Linked DNA regions of Homo sapiens: region 2 is linked to region 1. The links are chromatin loops, found by intact Hi-C in ENCODE. Cell type or tissue: chondrocyte. All regions are shown on one strand. Each heading gives the region's core, and the rest is flanking DNA. Links, peaks and the distances in the headings are about the cores only. Region 1 has its middle 58 kb from the start of CYP2J2. Region 2 has its middle 120 kb from the start of LINC01748.

What was found. A loop is a pair of places that touch in the nucleus more often than their neighbours do. Peaks named below come from ENCODE experiments on the same cell type or tissue, not always from the same donor. Only the 100,000 strongest peaks of a DNase experiment are listed, where the experiment ranks them.
Region 2: a loop joins it to region 1, with 2.5 times the contacts of the local background. A loop is called at or near these places in 1 of 110 quality-filtered maps.

What each region holds. Positions count from the first base shown.
Region 1 is chr1:59,979,221-59,990,182 of GRCh38, reverse strand. No RefSeq gene overlaps it. Among named protein-coding and RNA genes, the nearest start is that of CYP2J2, 58 kb to the right of the region's middle. In chondrocyte, for the core only: no CTCF peak of the experiment used is centred there; a DNase peak (open chromatin) is centred at 3,499.
Region 2 is chr1:60,500,498-60,511,459 of GRCh38, reverse strand. No RefSeq gene overlaps it. Among named protein-coding and RNA genes, the nearest start is that of LINC01748, 120 kb to the left of the region's middle. In chondrocyte, for the core only: no CTCF peak of the experiment used is centred there; no DNase peak of the experiment used is centred there.

The DNA of each region.
Region 1 (10,962 bases), core at 39-8,038:
TACCAATACACTATCTTAATCTTAAGCAGTAGAAGAAACATTTCAAGTGAGGTTTTCTGAACAAGTCCAATATTTTCTGCAGTACAAAACTAAACAACATTACACTGTCTCCAGGGGTATTTTCCAAAAGTCCAAGATAGAAGTTTTGAGGAAGGACTCCTTGGGACAAAGCGTTTTGGGAATAGGTAACATCCTTTGCTCTGCCTGGACAGGAAAACCAGGTGGAACTTTCCATCAGCTCCCATAGTTCTTCTGTTCTTAACATCCCCCCTGACTTTGCACCACTCACATAGCACACAGTTACACACGTATCACACCATACAGGTAGCATGAGCTCATTGAAGAAACACTGGCCTGGAGCTTCAGAGACAATGTGCTCCCAGCACCATCACTAATACTGGGTGATCAGGGTACTGAGTTTCCAATCTGTGTGCCAGACAAAATGAACAAGTTAGGTCAAGGGGAAAATCAAACAGAAAGGCCTCTGAGCATCCCTTTCTATCCATTTTATAAAATGAGGTGCTTCATGTACTCTTATAGACAAGGCCTTAAGAACAAAACTATTTGGATCCACTGAAATAAATGGTCTCTAAGGGTCTTCTAGTCTGACCTGCTTTGGTTTTTATAATCCTTGAGTTGTCCAGAAAAATGACTCTTGAAACCGACTGACCACCCTTTCTAGAACCCTTGGACTTTCTGGCTGCCTTTTAGGTCAAAAGAGCAAGCAAATAGACACGGCTTTCTCATTCTAACAAAATGCCAAGTAAGGACAATTAGAATAGTAGGTCAAAAATTTAATATGCCTTGAGCAACTATTGTGTTTGAGGAACCTGACATACTTTGTTTGGTCTATCTCTGACAATTCAATAAGACAGGTTTCACAGCTCTGTTTCACAGATGAGGAAACAGACTCAGAGGACAAGAAAGCTGTTTGGTTGTGCCAGTTAATATCTGCTAGAAGGTTCGTGCTTCCTGTGAAGGACTGGTCAACTGATACTGAGAAGGTCTCACTTTACCCTTCATCTCTGGGAGTAAGTGGGTTGGAGAGGCAGTTTGGGTAAAAGAAGATCCTAAACCTGAAGTCGGGGTTATTAGACAAAATCATAAGGCCCTGAAGAGCAATGATTTTACCTTGCCCAATTCTTAATATCCAATATCTAGCATAGTTTCTGATAAGTAGCCTCAGCATCCCCAAGCTACACAAATGCAGGGGGCTGCATTTACATAGAATGCAGCATGAAAGGTGCCACCAGAGCTGTGTGACCACAGGTTAAGCATAACCTGTACTATAGTCTTGGCTGAATGAATACTTCTATAAGTAGGGTAACCTTTACCAGATCTAGATCCACAGTCACCCTACTACCCTACCCCCCATATTTCCACACAGAGTAGAAAAAGAATAAATAGCTTCAAAAATAGCCAAAATCTGGCTCTTGCACTTAGCGGGTGGTAGACTTGACAAGTTGCTTAATCCCCCTGGAGTTCAGTTCCTTCATCTATAAAACAGAAGCAATTACATCTGTTTGAAGGATTGTTATAAACATTGAAAGCAATGCCATTTGAACAGTTCTTTGCATGTAATAACGATATACCCTTTTATGTCCCTTCCCTTAGCTGCTGAACATTCAAGAAGCTTCCAAAGTACTTTGAACAACGGTCTATGTGAAATGGCATAGGGAGGTCAGGCCACTACTACAGTAAGAACAAATTTTGAGATGTATCTGCCTTCTAGAGTCAAGTATCAATTGCTTTTGCATCGTCTCCTGGAATTCTCCACTGCTTTTCCCCAAGGGGTGTGTGTGTGTGTGTGTGTGTGTGTGTGTGTGTGTGTGTGTGTGTCTGTCTGTCTGTCTTAAAGAAAAAATTATTCTGACTCTTGTTAAAATCGTAAGGCAGGTTTTACTCAAAACTATCACAATAGTCATAGGAACCACTGCAATGGAGTTTTGCAGTAGGGGAGAGATATTGGGCTCAACTCTAAATTCAACAAGAAAAAGTGGGAATTGATAGACAAGGAGCATTGGGGAGGGGTGTTGGTGGATGGAAATTACTAAGAAGTGCCAGGAAGTCATTATGGTTCAGAATATCATTATGATCTCTATGCTGGAACTTCATGGTTTACTTATAGAAAGTCTGTTACTTTTCTCCCTTTTTTCTCAGAGCTGTGTCATTGTGAACTTCTAATAACCACTGTGTTGGGAAAGTCTGGTGTCAGTCTTGACCAGTGTCCTCCAAAAAAACCTTCCCAAATGGATGTCTGTGGATAGTGGACTGGTTATCCTTCAGTGTGCTCTGGAGATGCTTGGTGTCAATTGAGTATGTCCCAACTCCCCCAAAAACCTCAGGCTTTAAGGATGGAAAGGGCACAGAATGACAGAGGCAGGTTCTCATCAGCTGGGCAGACTCTTTCCCAGCTGTGTGGCCCTGAACAAGTCCCTACTTACCTGAGAGCATCATTCATATTAAATGAGATAATGCATGCAAATTGCCCAGTGCTATGCCTGGCACATAGACATGCTCCATAAGGGAAACTAGCTTATTTTAGTCTTATACAGGATTTCATTTTACCCCATCCAATGGGCCAAATGGTTGAATGCCTTTTCCAGGTACAGACATTTTCCAAGCCCACAGATGGTTCACCGACTGTGTGGTCCTGGAGGGCACAGAATATGTGTTCCACATTCCTGTCTCTCATTCTCTGTCCTGTACTTACTCCACAAAGTAAACCAATGAGGTTGGCATTACCATGCCCATTGTACAGGTGAGAAACAGAGGCTCAGGGTAGTGTATGTACTTGCCTAAGGACTTATAGCTGTGAGTGACTGAGCCAGGATTAGAACCCAGTCTTGCATAACTCCAAGTTCCTCAATGCTGTTGGCCACAGTTAGAGCAAATAAACCATACAATTCTCTTTAGCATGTGTGGTGTGTCCCTCCCAGCAAGTCTGGAGGTGACTGCAAGCCAGGAACAAGATCTTCCTGTCTTTGTGACCAGCGCAGAGCTCAGACGCACTGCCGAGTGGGCACCTGGCAATCATCTGCTAAGTGGAGCCCCCACGGGTACATTTTGAAAACCCAACAGCTTTTTGCCCTCTTCCCATCCTCCAGCTTCATCACTGCCTTCTGGGAACTGGAACAAAGATGGTTTTCAGGACTCTGGCATGGTATGTTCACACTACCAGAAGCACAACTGTAGAGATGGCGCAGTCCAAAAAGTTTGCTAAGTGCTTGCTGACTCTTCTGAGGAATTTCCCAAGATCATTAAGAGAAACAATAACAGGGGGTTTGATATTCTAATTGGGATCAGAGATTGGACAGCTTTGGAGCTGGCCAGAGAACTGTGAAGCTCTGAAAACAAATGCTCTCCTTTCTTCTCTCCCTCTCTTCACTCCTCTCTCTTCTAAGAGCCTTTCAGCTACAGTTCCAATGTTCCTTAGCAACAAAGGCGGGGTTCCCAGAGTCGGGCGTGCCTTAGGAATGCCAGCCATTTCCCTCATTAGCATTCGGGGGCCCTCATCTGCCTGCACAGTTGGCCACGGGACTGTGCAAAAGGCAAAGAGGCTTGCGGGAAGCCCAGCATCAAGCGTGGTTTGTTGGGAATGGGAAACCTCCACAAAGAGTTTTCAAACAAAAGGCATCAATATTATTTGTGGAGCCATCAGACTGCCTGGGGCACAATATGGCTCTGGCTGGGCCACATGCTCTCTCTCCAGGTTCTGTGTGAAGGCTTAATGGGGCTTCCCAGACACCTCTTGGCCAAGAACGCTAGCACATTGGAACGTCTCCCACCTCTTCCCTTCTCTCCTGTGCTGTCTTTCTCCAGACTCAGTTTATCCAGGATGGACAATGGGTGGAATCCATGGGCGGATTCCAACTGGCAGTGGGAGTGCCCGGAGGAGGAAGTTGACAAAGGGTAAATGGTCAGATGGTAGGACAATCGCAAACAGATGGTGCTGCTGGGAATGGATTCCAGGCAAATTCACAGGCAGATTGAGCTCTGACAAAGGCTGATCGAGACTTAGCTGGTGAAGAGAAATTGGCACTTTGAACCAAGCACTTGCTTAAAACACACACCCCACTCTCCCACACTATCTTCAACAGCTACACAAGGGCGACACCTAGCCTGGTTCTGACTCACCCGGATTCCAAAATACTGATCAATAGACCAATCTCTGGAAGATTACAACCAGCAAAACTATTTCTCAACATTCTCATAGAACCAGCCCTAAGCAGGGTTTCCTTCAGCCTGCATATTCTTGGACACCTTCAGGGACATGGATCTCACTACTTGTCTTCTTTTGCTTTCCAGACAGCTCCAGCTTGTTCTTCTAAAACAAGTTCCTCTTCTAGTCCCTTTTTTCTCTCCCTTGTGGCCAAAGAGAATGCAAAATGTGATCAATAATTGTAGCAAAAACTAACTCTGTGCCTGGCCCTTCTAGGCATCAGGGATAATTAAAAAGAAAGAAAGAAGGAAAGAAAACCGTATTTCTGTCCTCCAGAACTGACTTAATTTGGGAGGGATTAGGTGGAAGTGGATTTAGGGGAACAGATGTGTAGGCAAGTGTATTAGTTTGCTAGGGCTGCCATAACCAAGTACTGCAAACTGGCCAGCTTAAACAACAAAACTGTATTACCTCACAGTTCTGGAGGCTAGAAGCCCAAAATCAAAGTATCAATAGAGTTGATTCTTTCTAAGGGCCACAAGGGAGAATCTGTTTCATGCCCCTTCCTTGGCTTAATGTCTTCAGTATTGCTTGACTCGTTGAGGCATGACCTTGATCTATGCCTTCACCTTCACATTACATTCTCCTTCAGTATGTGTCTCTCTCTATGTCAGATTTCCTCTTTTCAATATGGCACCAGTCATATGGAATTAGGGCCCACCAGAACGATGAAGGACCTCATTTTAACTTGATCACCTCTGAAAAGGCTATTCCAAATAAGATCATGTTCTGAGGCACTGGAAGTTAGGACTTCAGCAGAACTTTCACGCAGGGATGCAATTCCACCTATGACAGCAAGTAGGTAAATAACTGTACTAGTGTGATAAGCACTTTCTTAAACTTACCGTGAGAGTAATGAGTGCACAACAGAAAGAATAAACATCTCAAATTGAGTGAATCAATGGGAGCTTATTGGGGGACAAGATGCTTGTGCTCAGCCTGGAATGTTGAACTGGATTCTGCCAGGTGAGTGAAGGCAGATGACCTTTCCTGGAAAGGGACAAGCATATGCAAGCCACATATTATCCCTTTTCCACCTGATGCTTTTTTATGATTTCCTGTCCCCTCCTCCCACAACACACACAATACCCCTAGGTTGTATACACTATGCCCCGCTCTTCCTCGATAAGCCAGGATTGGGATCCTTTCCTCACCCAGGGTGCACTCCTCCAGAGAGTATTGAACACAGGACTCCAGAAATGCTAAAGGCAGCCCCAGGCTAGAAGGACTTGACTTCTGACATTCACATGATTGAAATATAAATCCTCTATTTCATGATGAGTGACTGCCAACAACTGAAGGGGTGACTATTGCCTGAGGTTGGTGGGCATTTCCATAAGATCTTTCAGTGCCCTAACCCCACAAGGTAAGAATTCTGAGTCCCTTGTATCGTCTATTGCAAAATAACTATTGTTCAAAGTTTGCTTCATCCACTTAGGGAATGATACTTTCCAACCTCATTGATGTCAATCAGGCTTGGCCCATAACTTATGACTTATGACTTGCCACCCAGTGAGAGAATTAACTCCATCCTGTTGAGCCTGATCACTGCCTTTTGTCAGTGAAGTTGGGTAGAAGTAACGTCATTCCTAATGGTAGTTTTAAAGGATATTCTGTGGTTCTCCCATGTTCTCTTTTTCTTCACCGATAAGCCTGTGATAGCAGCCTAGAACCCAAAGTAAAGACAACATGGAGCACAGTAGAAATCAACATCATAGACATCAACATGAACCTATACATGAACAAAAACAAGTCTTTGAACATAAACAAAAAATAAGCCACTAAGAATCGAGATTGTTGCCATGGCAGAAGCTTACTGATACACCCTGGCAAGTAGGAGGAAAAGGAATATAATTCCCAACAAGAGCCTTTTAAACGCTGCAGCTTGAAATGCCCATTTGGAATCTTCTGGCTTTCCCTCTCCAACTCATTCATGGAGTCTTTGTTTCTTCAGCAAAATTGGCAGAGATAGCTAGCTGTCCACCAAAATTTGTGCTCCTTCTTTCATAATGGGTGGCTGAAGGTGGAAAGTAGCTGTCGAGCAGGGGCTTCATTTACAGCCCATCTTGCAAACAGACATGGCTTCTTGGCTAGGTCTCACCAGTGGAATGTGAACTGGAGTAATACATGTTCCTTCTGTGCTAGATATTTTAAGAAGCAGCAGGACCTTCTCCACTCTTTATCTTTCCACCATGCTCTTAATGACAAAAACAATTCTGCTTCTTTATTTACTTTCAGATACCTATAGCTGTCTCTCAGAGTGTGTTCCCTGGAATATTAAAACCAGGTGATGCTCTTCCAGACAGGTGTTTAATGTTCAAGTTTGGGAAACACCATAGCCTATATCCCTTCCTCCTTGGTAAGTCTCAATGCCCAAGGACTAACACAATGAAAACAAAACCAAACAAAAAGTCATCTTCTTCTTGTTTAATCCAAGTTCATTTGACCAAAGTAGTTTTTATTTTCAAATATAACATTTTGGCAGTTCTCAGAACCAGTGCTCTGTGCAAGACACTATAGAAAATGCTTTCCTAGGTGAAGTTTCAACACCTTAAGTCTTTTAAGTCACCTACCACACTTACTGATTCAGCAAGCATATTTAAAGCATGCACTATGTCCCAGGCCCTGTGCTCCCAAAGTGTCAGGGCCTCAAGTAGGGCATAGCCTATATGGAATATCAAATCAATATTGTTAAATAAACTGTATACTAATTGCATGGCTGCCATCACTCACCAAATAAGACCAACTGCAGCTTGGCTAACATCTTGCTAGAAACAAGCAGCTCATTGCATCCTTTGACTCACCACTGCCCATCCCTCCTGCCTCATCTGCCACTGTTTTCTCATCTTCATTTCAGCCACATGGACAACTCTTTGCTTCCTAAAGACATTATGCATGTTCCTGACTTTTTGCCTTTGCACACGCAATTTTCTCTTCTTGCAATACCTTTTCTCTTACTTTTAACTGTTAAATTCCTTTTTATTCTGCAAGAACTAGATCAAAGTTACCCTGTTGTATAAAACTTTCCATATCTCAAACCCTGACCTACACCTTCCTCTTTGAACTTCATATGTGTGAACCTCTGAAAAAACAGCCCATCCCAATTAAGTCATATCATCTATTCCCACCAGGGCTGACCTTACTTAACAACACTTTCTACTCCTTACTCAGCCATGGCACCACATGCCCTTAAATTCAGCATGTGGGAGAGAGACTAAAGGAAAAGAAAAGGAGCTAGGAAAGGTATTCCACTCTTTAGGTGCCAGGAGTGGAGGTAGGAATGGAAGAAGTTATAGAGAGATTGATTTTGAATTAATCTGAAAAAACACACTAACAATCAGAGCTGATGAACAATGAAGTAGGCTACTCTATAAGGTTGGTAGCTTCCTGAGAAGGACTCAGGATGGATGAAAATCTGTTCACGATGGGAAATAGTGGTCCCTTTCAAGATGGGTTGTGAAGGATCTGAGAATTTGCCAGGTCTTGGCCTCATGAATCCAATGGCAGAAGAGGAGGGAGAAGGTACCACTACACCTAGGATAAATTCGTGGTCTCTGCTCTTTTATATCCATAATCACACTAGTAACCACATAAACATCTTCTCCAGCTGATTTGCAGTCTGGAAGGCCCTGTCTAAATAAACCCCTGCCATTTATCTGCCATACATCAAACAAAGTACAGTGCACAGTGGGAGTTTCCAGAGCCTGAGATCCAACTTACACTCTGACTTTTGAAGGAGCATTTGGGTTAGATGCTCCTCCAAAACTCGGAGTGTAAGCTGGATGTCAGGCTCTTTAAACTCCCACTCATTATTCCTCCTACCTCCCGGAGGGATGAATTTCTGACCAGGTCAACTGTGATGACCTATGAGTTATCTAGGGCATGTTTCCAAGCATGCCCTTTATCCTCAGAACAACACAGAACAGCCAGGGGTGAAGAGGAACAAAAGAAGAATGGTGACCATCTGCAGATGAGGGTGCTGAGACTCAGAGAAGTTCTGTGACTTTGCTAAAGCTACAGGAGGAACTAGAGATGGAAGTGAAGACCTGCCTTCCTTCTGCACAGCTCTTGTTGCCCATTATTTGCTAGACCTGCCAGTCCTACTGCGTCCTGTCTTATTATCCAGCTTCCAGCAGCAGGTTTGCCCTGTTCCAACAGCCAGGTTGGCAGAGGGTGCAAGAAACTTTGTTGCCACTCAGTGCAGCTTAGGATTTGTTTCCTGCTGCCTTGTGCCAATGTTCACTGAACCTAAGGCAAGGGGAAGGGGACTCTGAATATTGAACACACGCTGTGGGCCAGGTTCTGTGGTCTAATCTAATACTCGTGACAGCCCTGAGAGGTGGGAATTCTTTCTACTTTATGAATGAAGAGGTGAGGCTTGGCAAAAGAGTGGTATAGCCATGGCTTAATCACAGATCTTCCCAGCCCCAAGGCCTGTGATGACCCCCACCCTGGGCCACCTGGAGGAACATGTAATGGCCTGGGTGTAGCTTCATTCTGGAGCTTCTAGTTACTGTGGGCCTCTCCGTCTCAGGAAGGAAAAGAGGAGCTCAGCCCTGCCTATTTCTGTCTTTTTTATTCAACAAGCATTTACTGAGCACCTACTGTGTGTTAGGCCTCAGTGAATAGTTTGAGTGGATTTCCAAAGATATGTCCAGACTTCCTTGCTAATGTTCCTATCCAAACACCACTAGACTTCCTTCCAATACTGACGCTTACCTGGAATTGGTCTGCTGGTAGCTTTTCTCCCTAGTACTTAGGGGATCAGAAAATACATGTCCATTTTCATCTACCTTTCTAATGCCTCAATCTCTCTCATCCTGAGAATGCCAATCAGCCAACACCTTGAATTCCCTCAGCTGTCTCTGGGATCCTGATGAGGCATTGTTACTTATTCCTATATAGATAGCTTAGCTGTTCGTTGACACGAGGCCATCACAGATACTGCAGACATACCACACGGACACTTTAGAACAAAGCATTTGTCATTCTTATCCATCCATCCATTTGTCAGTTCAACACACACAAACCCGTCACTCTGCTTGGTGCTGTGCTGGGTACTGGGCACACGTGGATGAGTAAGGCAACATCACAATCTATGAGAGAAGGCAGACACTAACGCTGTTGAGTACGATGGTGTGCAAGTGTTGTGTGTGAGGAAAACCAGGAGTGCTTAGCCACAGCAGAGAGGCACATGGCTCAGCACAGTAAGAGAAAGGCAGCTGTTGTCAGGGAAGGCTTCCTGGAGTATTTAGGACTAAGCAGAGTCCTGAGAAAGAAAAAGCAATTGGCCAGAGTGGGGATCGGGCGGGGTATTTGCGTGGCAGGGATGAATTTTCTAGGTAGAACGAGCAAGATAAGAGTGACTCTGAGACATGAGTTTGCTCTCTGTTCTGACAATTGTAAACTATGGTTACCTACACACATGAGATGCCAGGTGAAAGTGAAGGAGGCAAAACCAGAGAAAATAGGAGCAGATCTTAAAGACCCTTGATGCTCTTCTAAGACTCAAAACAGGGGGCAAAGGAGTGTGATGTAGTCAGATGAATGTTTTGATTACTTGGGGGCCATTTGAGGAGATAGGTCAGAGACTCAAAAGTGAAAGCAGGAAAACCTACTACATACCACTTGTGTAAATTGGATAAAACATTTAATCATATTGAATTTCAGTCTCTTCATCTGTAAAGTATAGGCCCTTGCAGGAGCTCTTCTGCAGGAGCATTATAAGGGTTGGATACAACATATAGAAAGCCTTACACACAATGTCTGACACTGAACAGGTCTCATAATGGTAGCTGTGTACTTTATAATATTCATGTTCTGTAATAATCTGATCATAAAGACAAAGGAACTTTCAGAGAGATGTGCCTTTCTTAGGAAGGGCATGTGGGATAATGCCATCAGGAGAACAGCTTCAAGGGAGTCATTAACACACACCAGTAAATAATTTATGCATTTGGACCATTTTTCAAAAGCCCTATTATTATTCCTACTCCCTGACTCACAGTGACGCTGGTATTCGCAGCGCATTAGTTAATTTCATGGCCCTGTTGTGAATCTTACAATATTTCATCCCCCTAATTCAAAATATTCATTCCAAGTGGTTCCAACTTCACAAATAAATAATTCCTGTTGGAAAATGGGAGTTTTTCCATCTGCCCAGCCCATTTTCCATCTGTTCCTACAAGCTCATGGCAGGACAGAGCTGGGTCATGAGGCCCTGTTGATTGGTCCTGATTTAAGAAGAAATGGCTTTCTCCCAGATGGATTGCGCGTTAGTGATAAAGATTAGTTTCCACTGTTATCAGTTACTGTGTTATGAGACAGTTTTAAGGATCTGGAAAACAATCGAAAAGTACATGACAGAAGAAAGAAGAGAAGTGTTGTGTTGTCTTAGCTCCCACGATGAGTTTGACATTCTTCTAGGCACCATATACACCATGCATACATCATTTCATAACTGCAACAACACAACAGGTATATGTGATTATGTCTATCTGACACATGAAAGAAGTAAGGATGAGAGGGGCTTAAAAATCTGCCTAAGGTCTCATAATTTGCAAATAAGGGAGCTAGGGCTGATTGCAAAACCCAGGCTCAGTCCACAACACAAGAGATTCAAAAGAGCCTCGTGCTTTAAGAATGGAAAGTATATTGGCCATAGAATTGTGATTATGTTTTTTTTGGTAACCATGTAATATAATAGATGATCCCACGAAATAAGAGCAATTTATTTCAGA
Region 2 (10,962 bases), core at 1,871-9,870, 520 kb before region 1:
TTGTGGGGTGGGGGGAGGGGGGAGGGATAGCATTGGGAGATACACCTAATGCTAGATGACAAGTTAGTGGGTGCAGCACACCAGCATGGCACATGTATACGTATGTAACTAACCTGCACAATGTGCACATGTACCCTAAAACTTAAAGTATAATAATAAAAAAATAAAAAATAAAAAATTAAAAAAATAAAAAAAAAGAAAATGTGGCACATATACACCATGGAATACTATGCAGCCATAAAAAATGATGAGTTCATGTCCTTTGTAGGGACATGGATGAAGCTGGAAACCATCATTCTCAGCAAACTATCGCAAGGACAAAAAACCAAACACTGCATGTTCTCACTCATAGGTGGGAATTGAACAATGAGAACACTGGGACACAGGAAGGGGAACATCACACACGGGGGACTGTTGTGGGGTGGGGGGAGGGGCGAGATATACCTAATGCTGAATGACGAGTTAATGGGTGCAGCACACCAACATGGCACATGTATACATATGTAACAAACCTGCACGTTGTGCACATGTACCCTAAAACTTAAAGTATAATAATAATAAAAAAATAAAAATAAAAAGCATTTAAAAAGTGTGGAATAAATGTTGACTAAACTATCAGTGTTCTAAAAAGATACATGATAGGGAAAAGAAGAAATTTTCAATAAATTAACCTGGACAAAATAGTTACTGACATATAGAGACATTGAATTTCTACCTCATACTTTACAAAACAATCAACTCCAAAATAAATAAAGACTCAAATGTCAAAGCAAACCTTTCAATTTTTTACAGGAAATAACAGATAATGATAGCTTTCTGATCTTGGAGTAAGGAAGGATTTGTAAATAGAGATTCTTAAAAAAGAAAATCCATAAAATAAAAAATTTGATACATTTCATTATAATCAGAACTGTTCATCAAAAGACACCTCAAAGAAAGTATCTGAAGTTGGATTTCCTAGAAGCAGAACCTGAGATGGAGATTTTTGTGCAAGTGATTTATTGAGGAAATGCCCTCAGGAAGAACCTATAGGGAAATGAAAGAAGCAAAACAGGGAGGGGAAGGAGTTGACTAAGGATGTGGTTTCAGCTGGAGACTAGTGTCAGCCAAATCCCATGGAAAACTGTGGGCACATGAATTATACCACAGAGGAAGTATTTCCTGGAGGGAAAGGAGTCAGCCTCTTGTATCTGTGTATTCATCAATTATTGGTTGCAGGCTGAACCCAGGGTAGGACACAAAAACTTTTGGGTGAGGCATGTCCATTTGCCAGGCACAGTTCTTTTGAGAAGGATGTAGTTGTGAATTGGTAACAGTTAACATTCATTTGAAAACAGCATCTACCAGGAGACTCAAAAGACAAGATTCCAACCAGGAAAAGATACTGACAATATATATGACTGACAGAGAGTTTGTATCAAAAATAAAAAGAAGTTCTACAAATAATTTTTAAAAATACATAAGGACGATATCTGAAGATATTCTCAATCTTATTAACAATTGAAGAAATGCAAATCAACACTAAAATGAGATACCATTTTACATCTACATGCTTGATAAAATATTACAATTCTGGCAATAATAATTATTGCAGAGAATGTGGATCATCAGGATCTCTCATACTTTGTTGGTGGGTTTATAAATTGTTATAACCACTTTGTAAAAGCAACTTGGCATTCTCCTGTAAAGTTATACATTCATATAATTTACAACCTGGCAATTACGCTCCCTCAAAATGTTAAATCATTCATGGCAGCATTATTCATAGCAGCAAAAACAAACAGAAAAAACTGAAATGACTCAAATTTGTATAAATAAAACAATGATTAAATAAATACTGGTATATTCATATAATGGAATATTACTCAGGAGTGAAAATCAAGAAACTGCAACTATATCAAAACAGTATGGATACATATCAGTAATATAAAGTTGAATTAAGAAAATCTAGTTCCAGAAGACTCTATGGAATATAATTTTAATACAACATTCAAAACAGGCAAAAATGAACCAAAACTAAACTAACTGTAAAAACAAACAAACAAACAAAGAAATGGTAAACATGCAATTCAAAATACGGATACTTTAGGGTTGGGCAGTAAACCAAGGGTTGGTGAGATGGGAAAAGAGTAGTATAGAGATATAGATAGCTAATGACAATATGTTAGGTATAAGGTTGAATGATGGATTCATGTGTATTAGTCATATCATTCAAATATGAATCCATGCATACACACATAAAATTAGGGATATGCATAAACTATCGATGACTGTGATAAACCTAAGAATAATATTAATCCAATTTCATACACCTGAGCTCTATTTAAGTAAAAGAATAGCTCCAAGGAATAAATTTATGAATGCATGGATGGTCTAAAAATTCCACTTAATTTAATATAGTCCACTAGATTTAAAGTCAAAAAAGGAGAGTTGATTTCCTGTCTTCCATTCATTTCTCATGGATATGGGGCAAGACTTTCTGAGTCTCAGGCTTCTCACCTTCCCTATTTGAAAAATGGCACTAAATACAGCTACTCTTACAATCCTGTGTGGTAATCTTGAAGTTCAAAAGGAGATCACATATGTAAGCTCGCTGTGTAAATTACAGATAGACGTATAGCTAGATATAAATATGTACATATCTTTAGATAAGAGAGATAATGATTGAGGATTGAATAGGTAATAATCGGTAGTCATAACAAAAAATGTTCCTGAATGTGTGCTGTGTGCCAGGCATGGAGCTAGGCACTGTCCAGCTGTGGAAATATATGTGTAGGCTGCTAACTGTAATGAAAATTGATAACATTCATATAGGGATATGATGTCAAAGTGTTGTTGGAACAGTAGTGTGAACTGGAGAAGACTTCACTGGAGATAAAATTGTGATGGTTCTTTAAGGATGAGCAATTTGCCAAGAAAGAAAAGAGGGAGGCTTCCAAGGTAGTTTGAACAGCATGTGACTTAGACAAGTTTAGGAAATGATGAGATTTCGGCATGACAGGCAGAAGACTGCAACCAAATTGATATTCAACTGGCACCAGAGTAGAGAACAGACCTCAAATTCTTGAAAGTAAAGAAATATATTATGCTTGTTATGACTTTTTTAAAAAAAGAATCCATTACATCTAATTTATCCTCAACCAAATCTTTCCCCAAATATTCATAAAGTCCCTTCCTAGAGAATAAGTCAATTACTAAAATGTATTATGCTTTCTGAATCTAACGAGCTATGAAGTTCATTCATAATTAACTTTTGTAAAAAGAAAAATATTTCATGAATACCATTTGTATTATTACTGTGAGATCATTTCCTTTGTACAAAGGAGAATAAACTTCAGAGCTCTATCAGCTCCACCCAATTCATTAAAACTTGTCTTTGATCCATAAGAAACATCCTAAGGTTTTTCCTCACTCAAAATTCTCTACTAAGCTTACTCGTTAAATTATCCCTGGGTCCTATCTTATATTTATTGAACTGTCTGAGAAAAACCACAGTGCCCACATCACTTGGAGACCCTTTATTCATGGCCTTAAAAAATGCCCCAACCACCAACAACGAAGAGATGATTGTATTACTCATTACTACTGTATAAATAGGGCCTTTTAATGTCTCATTTTATTGTAGTCTGGACAATTTTTTAAATATAATAGAATCCTGGTTTTGGGTTGTTACTTTACTTTAAAAGGAAAGTGAAGTGTCCCACTGTCTTTTAGAGAACAGACTAGAATACCATTCAAAGCAATAGTTGCCAAATTTTTAATTCTTCTATTGAAAATTAGGATTAATTTATTTTTTCTCTACTGGCTCAAGATTGCTATTTCCTCTAGATTCAGATAGGTCTACATTGGCAGAGAAAGTAAACAGCTTCTGCAAGAGCACCATATATCATACAGCTAATTTAGGGTCTTTCAGTAAATCGAGGGATTCATTTGGTATCTTGAAAGATCAATGCTACTTAAATGGTAAATAGTAGATGACAGACATCATTCTTTGTACATATTGCCATTACCTTTGGTTCCTCCTTTGTCCATATTCTCATTTCACTTGAAAGTTTTTTGTGGATTATCTCATCTACTCTCATAACTATACTTACCATTTCTAATTCTTTCTGAATACCTGTCAATACCTCTAGCCCCTACCTCTCCATTTGGCTCCAAATCGATTTATCCTAATTTGTATTGTATCTATTTGAATGCCTCCAAAGCATTTAAGTCTTATCATTTTCAAAACTAGACTCATCTATCCTATCCTTCCTCAACTTGCTCTCCAACCCGTATTCCAATATTTACTTATTTGTAACCTCCAAACAAGAAATCTGGGACTATCCTTGACCCAGTCCTTTTAAAATCCAATTTCCAAGTTCAGGGGATGGTTATTCCCTAAATATTTCTAAAATATACTCAATTGTATTTATTCCCATTACCACTTCCTTAATTCTAACCTTTATTATTCCATATCCCTATTACTATATTGCCCTCTTAAATAATTCCCTGCCTGTGTTATTTCCCTCTTCTCATTTTTGCGTCATATGTCTACAAGAATGCACTATCTAAAATGAAAATATAAATAAGTCCTTCACCTGCTTAGAACTTTTTGATGGTGTCACATTGACACTAAGAAAAAGAAATCCAAGAGGTTAGCATGACATAGGCCATCATGGTCTGGGTAGCTACTTCCATAGTCTTAGCTCTTGTTATTCCTCTCTTTATGTCTTAAGATCCAGGCACACTAAACTAGTGGCAAATTTGCTATATTCCTTTGCCTCATGAATGTTCCTCTTACTTGAAACACCCTTCCCCCTCTTTCCATTTGCTATAATTGCCTTTTTTTTTTAAGAGACAGCTCAAGCTTTATCTTATTTTAGATGATTTCCCTTATTCCTGGAAAGAATTTATGATTTCTTCCTTCTCTGTGTTCATCCTCTTTCTTGCACTCTGCCATAGCATCCATCAAACTGATTGTTTTTATTTGTTTACACGTTTATATCCCTCATTTAAGTATCAGCATTTTAAGGACAGAGGCCATGTCTTGTACATCCTGTTCCTACCACTCCAATTAGTGTCCAATCCAGAATAAGAATCTAGTAAATATTAGTTTCACAGTTAAATGGATTTCTTAAAGAAACAAATCAAGAGCCATAGAATATGTAATTTTCTACCCTGTTCTCATTTCAAACCAAGTATTAAATTTTTCCCAGGATGATTGTGTAAATGTCCGCATTCTTTATAGAAAACTCCACCTTTCATCAGCAGAGGTACTGTGTGGCCCTGTGGCCACCACAAGACCATGATGCAACAGGGTAACAGTCCAACATCAATACTGTTTGAAAGACTCAGGCATTTATCTCTGAATTCACTACTTGACCAAGGTCACATCACTAGGAAAGGAAGGAGCGAAGCATCAAATCCAGTCCCATTTGACTTGTGCCAAGCTCACTCAACCCTTTTGTCCAATTTGTCCCCCAACTTGAGTTAAACGGTGGGGCTGCATTTCTTTTCCTGCAGTCATGAAGTCTCTGTTACTAATCTCTTTTGATCATGCATCTTGGTCAAAACAAGCAATAATCTGCAGCCTAAATTCCTTAATAAAGAAATATTTCTCTCAAAGTAGCAGCAAAGTATGCAAGGAAATAGCTTTGCTAAAGCATACATCTAATTTGCATTGCCAAATAGCACATTTCTTCATTTAGTCTAAAACATATGCATTCAGGTTATCCAACAAGGTGGATGGCGATGAGGTGGGGTGGGATGGAGAGTAGTTACATTAACATTTGCATAGCTGAATACATATATCCAGATGATTCTTTTCAAAACAAAGATATAATGTGCTTCAAAATTTAATCAAAATATCTACCACTTGCAAAACAGAAACTCTACAAGCTCTGATATTACTTTTTAAAAATTGCCTTTCATTGAGGTTTTAAGCAAAAAACCCTTAAAGTCAAAGTGATTCAGAACAAATAAATGCATGAAAAAATAACAATAACACAAATAGTCATAATAACAATAGCAATTATTAAAATAATATAAAATAGAGTTTCTTATTGGCCAAGGTTTGTTTAAACATTTTCATATATGTTAATCTATTTAATCCTCACAACAATCTTTGTGGTAGGTACAATTATTATCTCCATTTTACAGAGAAATTCACTGAGATGCAGAGATTAAATAACTTGGCTATACTCACATAGCAGTAACTGATAGAGCTGAAATTCAAATTCAGGTCTATTTCAGAGTCTATACATCTATGCTCTTAACCACTACAATAAATGATAAATATGGGTGTCATATTATAAAACACATGCATATGTATATGCATACACTCCATTCTCAAATCATAATGAACATAAATTTCTATACACATAGATGCAGATTTAAATGCATACACTATATATAGACACATATGCTCATATGTGTTATATGCATATACATAGAAAATGGAGACATACATATTTATACATACACACAAATATGAAAATATACAATATGTAATAAATATAAAATATAAATATAGCAACAGTTTTAGTAACTTTTCCTACAAAATCCCAATTGGGACCCTCAAATTCAACAATATGAAAATGAGAAAAAAACTTCTCCTTAAAATTATATTTAGCAAATGTTTTCCAAGAAATATTATTTAATCACTTCAGGGAAGCGGAACTTTCTAAGGCTGTAGCCAAGTAAAACTTTTGAAAATTGTTTTGTAATGTTTACCCAGTGAGATCATATTTTCATTGCCCTGATGAAATACAGGTGCAAAATCTAAATACATTAGCCCCCATAGTGCAGTGTTTCCTGCTGAGTTCCTTTCTTAGCAAGGCTGAAATCCTTCCACCTCTTTTTCTTCTACCTCTGTCCTTCACCCCAGAATTTGCTGGACTCATGTGATTCTAATAATATCCACTAAAAAAGAAAACATCAGGGAAATACTGTTTACTGAATGTCTACTATGTGTCAGTAGCTTTAACAAGCATTATTTCATTAAACTTACTCAACAATGTTATGTGGGGTATATTGTTTTTACAGAAGGAGAAACACGGGCTCAGATAAGTTAAGCAACATACTCAAGAAAACAAAGCTATTATGAAGCCAGAAGCTCGTGGTGTTCCCATGTTGTCATAGCAGAAAGAAAGAAGGAATAGAATTATAGAATATCATTGTTGGAATGAACCTTATTTATCAAATTGTAATTATCTGTTTACTATGTACTCCTGGAGGGAAGTGAATAATTTTTTGTTCATATTTGAATCTCCAACCATGTGCAAAGTGCTGGCACAGAGAAGGCACTGTATAGCTTTTTATTTTTTTATGGTATAAAAATATATTAAAATATCCAAGAGCTCATATGTGTCAGACATTTTGTTATCCTTGTCATATACTTTCTCTCATTTAATAGACTCTAGCATTACCTCCTAACATTGCATTCGAGAAACTGAGGGCCATGAAGGTGAAGCAGTTTATTCAAAGATACCCAGTGAGTTTGAAAGTGACAGTTTGAAATTAGTACTTTTTGTACACCACAGGAAATAATTCTTCTTTACTGTTACATTTTTGTTTAGATTATTTGAACTAAATAGATTTGAATCAAACGGAAAACTATAGATTCCTTGCTCAAATAAACTGCCAGTGCCAGTTCACAGAGCAGATGGAAAGAATGTTTACTCCTAATAGTGCTAGGAGGTTAAGGCGTCGGTTGTTTCCATAAGCAGGGGGGCAGCACCCTCTAGCCTAGAGCCCATGCTCCCATGCTGATGGCCAGAGCTGCCAACCATAAATCAAAAGGGTAACAGCTTCTGCTGGGGATTCAGATCCGCATATCCCCGCATGGAAACTAAAATCTTTCTTGCTTCTTAATTCAATCACATACCCAACCGGCAATCTTGCATATCAAAATGGGAATCCTGGGAGGCTGTTGGAATATGCAGATCAACAGAAGCTAATTAGCATTAACTTGCAGCCATCCTGAACTGATTGGCAGCACAGCTGTGGGGACCCAACAAAACATGCTGAGTCGCATGTTTGTCAGGCCACCTGCCACTTGGCAGAATCCAAAATAGTGCAAACCACCAGGCCATAATAACTCAGTGACCTTAGTTTGGGAGGAGTAGGGAACAGACATATTTGGATCACGCAGTAATTAGTATGGCCTTCACCTGACACGCATGCAACAATAGGCTTCATGGCAGTACCTTCCTCATCTGATACGTTGACGTCTTAATTCGGGTTGACAGCTTCTTCCTGAGGCTACCAGTCTTCCATGAAGTTTGTAATGTTACTCATGATCACTGCAGCTTGCTGGGGCTATAGGCACTGAGACTCTCGATGTATTTGAGATGTAGAATTTCATCTCCTGGAGCTTGGCTCTCATTTTTTAAGAATGGTACATTTTAGGAAAAAAACACAAAAGACATTAGCGAGGGTACATGCCAGGGAGCTTGGGGGCCTGAGATGTTCTGAGATATTGTGGGCTTTGTTTTTATTGGACTTTCAGGTATTATTGAAAACCTGAATTCCCTCTGACTATCCGTAGTGAACCTTTCGCAATTTCCTGCTAGGGTAAGTTCACTGTTTCAAAAATCCTCTTAGTAACTTTTACACTATCCCTCCCTACCACTGGTGGTAACCCCTCCTCCCTTTACACATGGTTTGTGAAATGTCTTAAAAATATATTTCACTTGGAGTGGGTGCAACTCCAACCCTGAGATAGCCAAATAGGTTTCAGCTTGTATCTCGGCTCTGGTCAATTGATAATGACAGCTGGAACACTGGATGGGGAAGGCTTTGAAGTCATATTCTTGCTCACAAGGAAAGGATGATGTGATGGGTGGAGATGGGATCAATGGACCATGAACCAAGTAAATGTCATCTTTACTCTAAATTACTCTTCAATCACTATTTTTTTCTTAAAGTTTTATTGTATTTTTAATTGACAAATAAGAATTGTATATAATTATGGGCTACAATGGGATGTTTCAATACATTTATACACTGTGGAATGATAAAATTAGGCTAATTAGCATATCCATCACCTCAAATATTTATAATTTCTTTGTGGTGAGAGCATTTAAAATCTTTTCTTTTTGCTGTTTTGAAATATACAATACGTTATTGTTAACTATAGTCACTGTGCTGTGCAATAGAATATCAGAACTTATTCCTCTTATCTCACTGATGTTGATCAATGTCTCCCCTTTCCCATCCACTCCTCCCTCAATCCCAATCTCTAGTAACCACCATCATTCTACACTCTACCTCTGTAAGTTCAACATTTTTAGATACCACATGTACGTGAGATCATACAGTATTTGTCTCTTTGTACCTGGCTTATTTCATGTAACATAATGTGTTCTAGGCTTATCCATATTGTCAAAAATGAAAGAATTTCCTGGGTTTTTAAAAGGCTGAATAGTATCACATTGTGTACGTATACCACACTTAAAAAAATCCATTCATCCATTGATGGACATTTAGGTTATTTCCATAGCTGGGCCATTGTGAATAATGCTACATTAAACATAGGAGAGTAGGTAACTCTTCTACATACTTATTTCAATTCCTTTGGGTATATACTCAGTAGTGGGATGGTTGGATCATGTTGGAATTTTATTTTTAATTTTTTGCAGACCCTTTATGTTGTTTTCCAAAATGGCTGTACTAATTTACAATACTATCAGCAGTGTATAAGAGTTCCCTTTTCTTCACATCTTTGCCAAGACTTGTCATCTTTCGTCTTTTTAATGATGGTCAATCTCTCATTGTGGTTTTAATTTGCATTTCTCTGATGATTGAAGATGTTTAGCAATTTTTTTGTTTGTCTGTTGGTCATTTATATGTCTTCTTTTAGAAAGATCTATTCAAGTCCTTCGCCCTTTTGAATAGGGTTGTTTGTTTTCTTGTTATTTTGTAGTTTGAGTTCTTTGTATATTTAAGATATTAGCCTCTTATCGAATGTATGATTTGCAAATATTTTCTCCCAATTGGTGAGTTGTCTCTTCACTCTATTAATTGTTTACTGTGCAGAAGCATTTTATTTTGATGAAATCCCGTTTGTCTATTCTTGCTTTTGTTGCCCACGCTTTTGAGGTCATATCCAAGAAATCACTGCCCAGATCAATGTCATATAGCTTTCTCCTATAATTTTTCTGATTGCAGACCTTATGTTCAAGTGTTTAATCCATTCTGAGCTGATAATTGTATAAGGAGTGAGACAAGGGTCTATTTTAAATCTCTGTATGAAAATATTCAGTTTTCCCACCAACATTTATTGAAGAGACTATTCTTTACCCATTGTGTATTCTAGGCACCCTTGTTGAAAATCAATTGGCTGTAGATGTGTGGGTTTATTTCTGAACACTCCGTACTACTCCATTGGTTGATGTGTCTGTTTTTAATAGTAGTATCATGCTGTTCTGATTTCTATAACTTTGTAAAGTATTTTTATCCAGTAGTCTGTTGCTTCAAGCTTTGCTCTATTTGGTCAAGACCTTCTTAGCTTCTTAGGTCCTTTTGTGGTTCCATATAAATTTTAGAAATTTTTTTCTATTTCTGCAAAGAATGACATTTGAATTTTGATAGGGATTGCATTGAATTGGTAGATCACGTTGTGTAGCATGGTTATTTTAACAGAATTAATTCTTCAGTCCATCAACATGAAATATCTTTACATTTATTTGTGTAATCTTTAGTTTCTTTTGTCAATGTTTTACAGTTTTCAGTATACAGATATTTTGATGCCTTGGTTAAATTTACTCAAACATTTTATTTTTTGATACTATTATGAGAGAAATTTTCTGAATTTATTTTCAGACAGTTCATTGTTAGTGTATAGTAATGCTACTGATTTTTGATTTTGCAGTCTGTAACTGCACCCTGCAACTTTATTCAATTTGTTCATCAGTTTCAACAATTTTTTGGTGGGGTCTTCAGGATTTTCTGTGTACAAGATCATGTTGTCAGCAAACA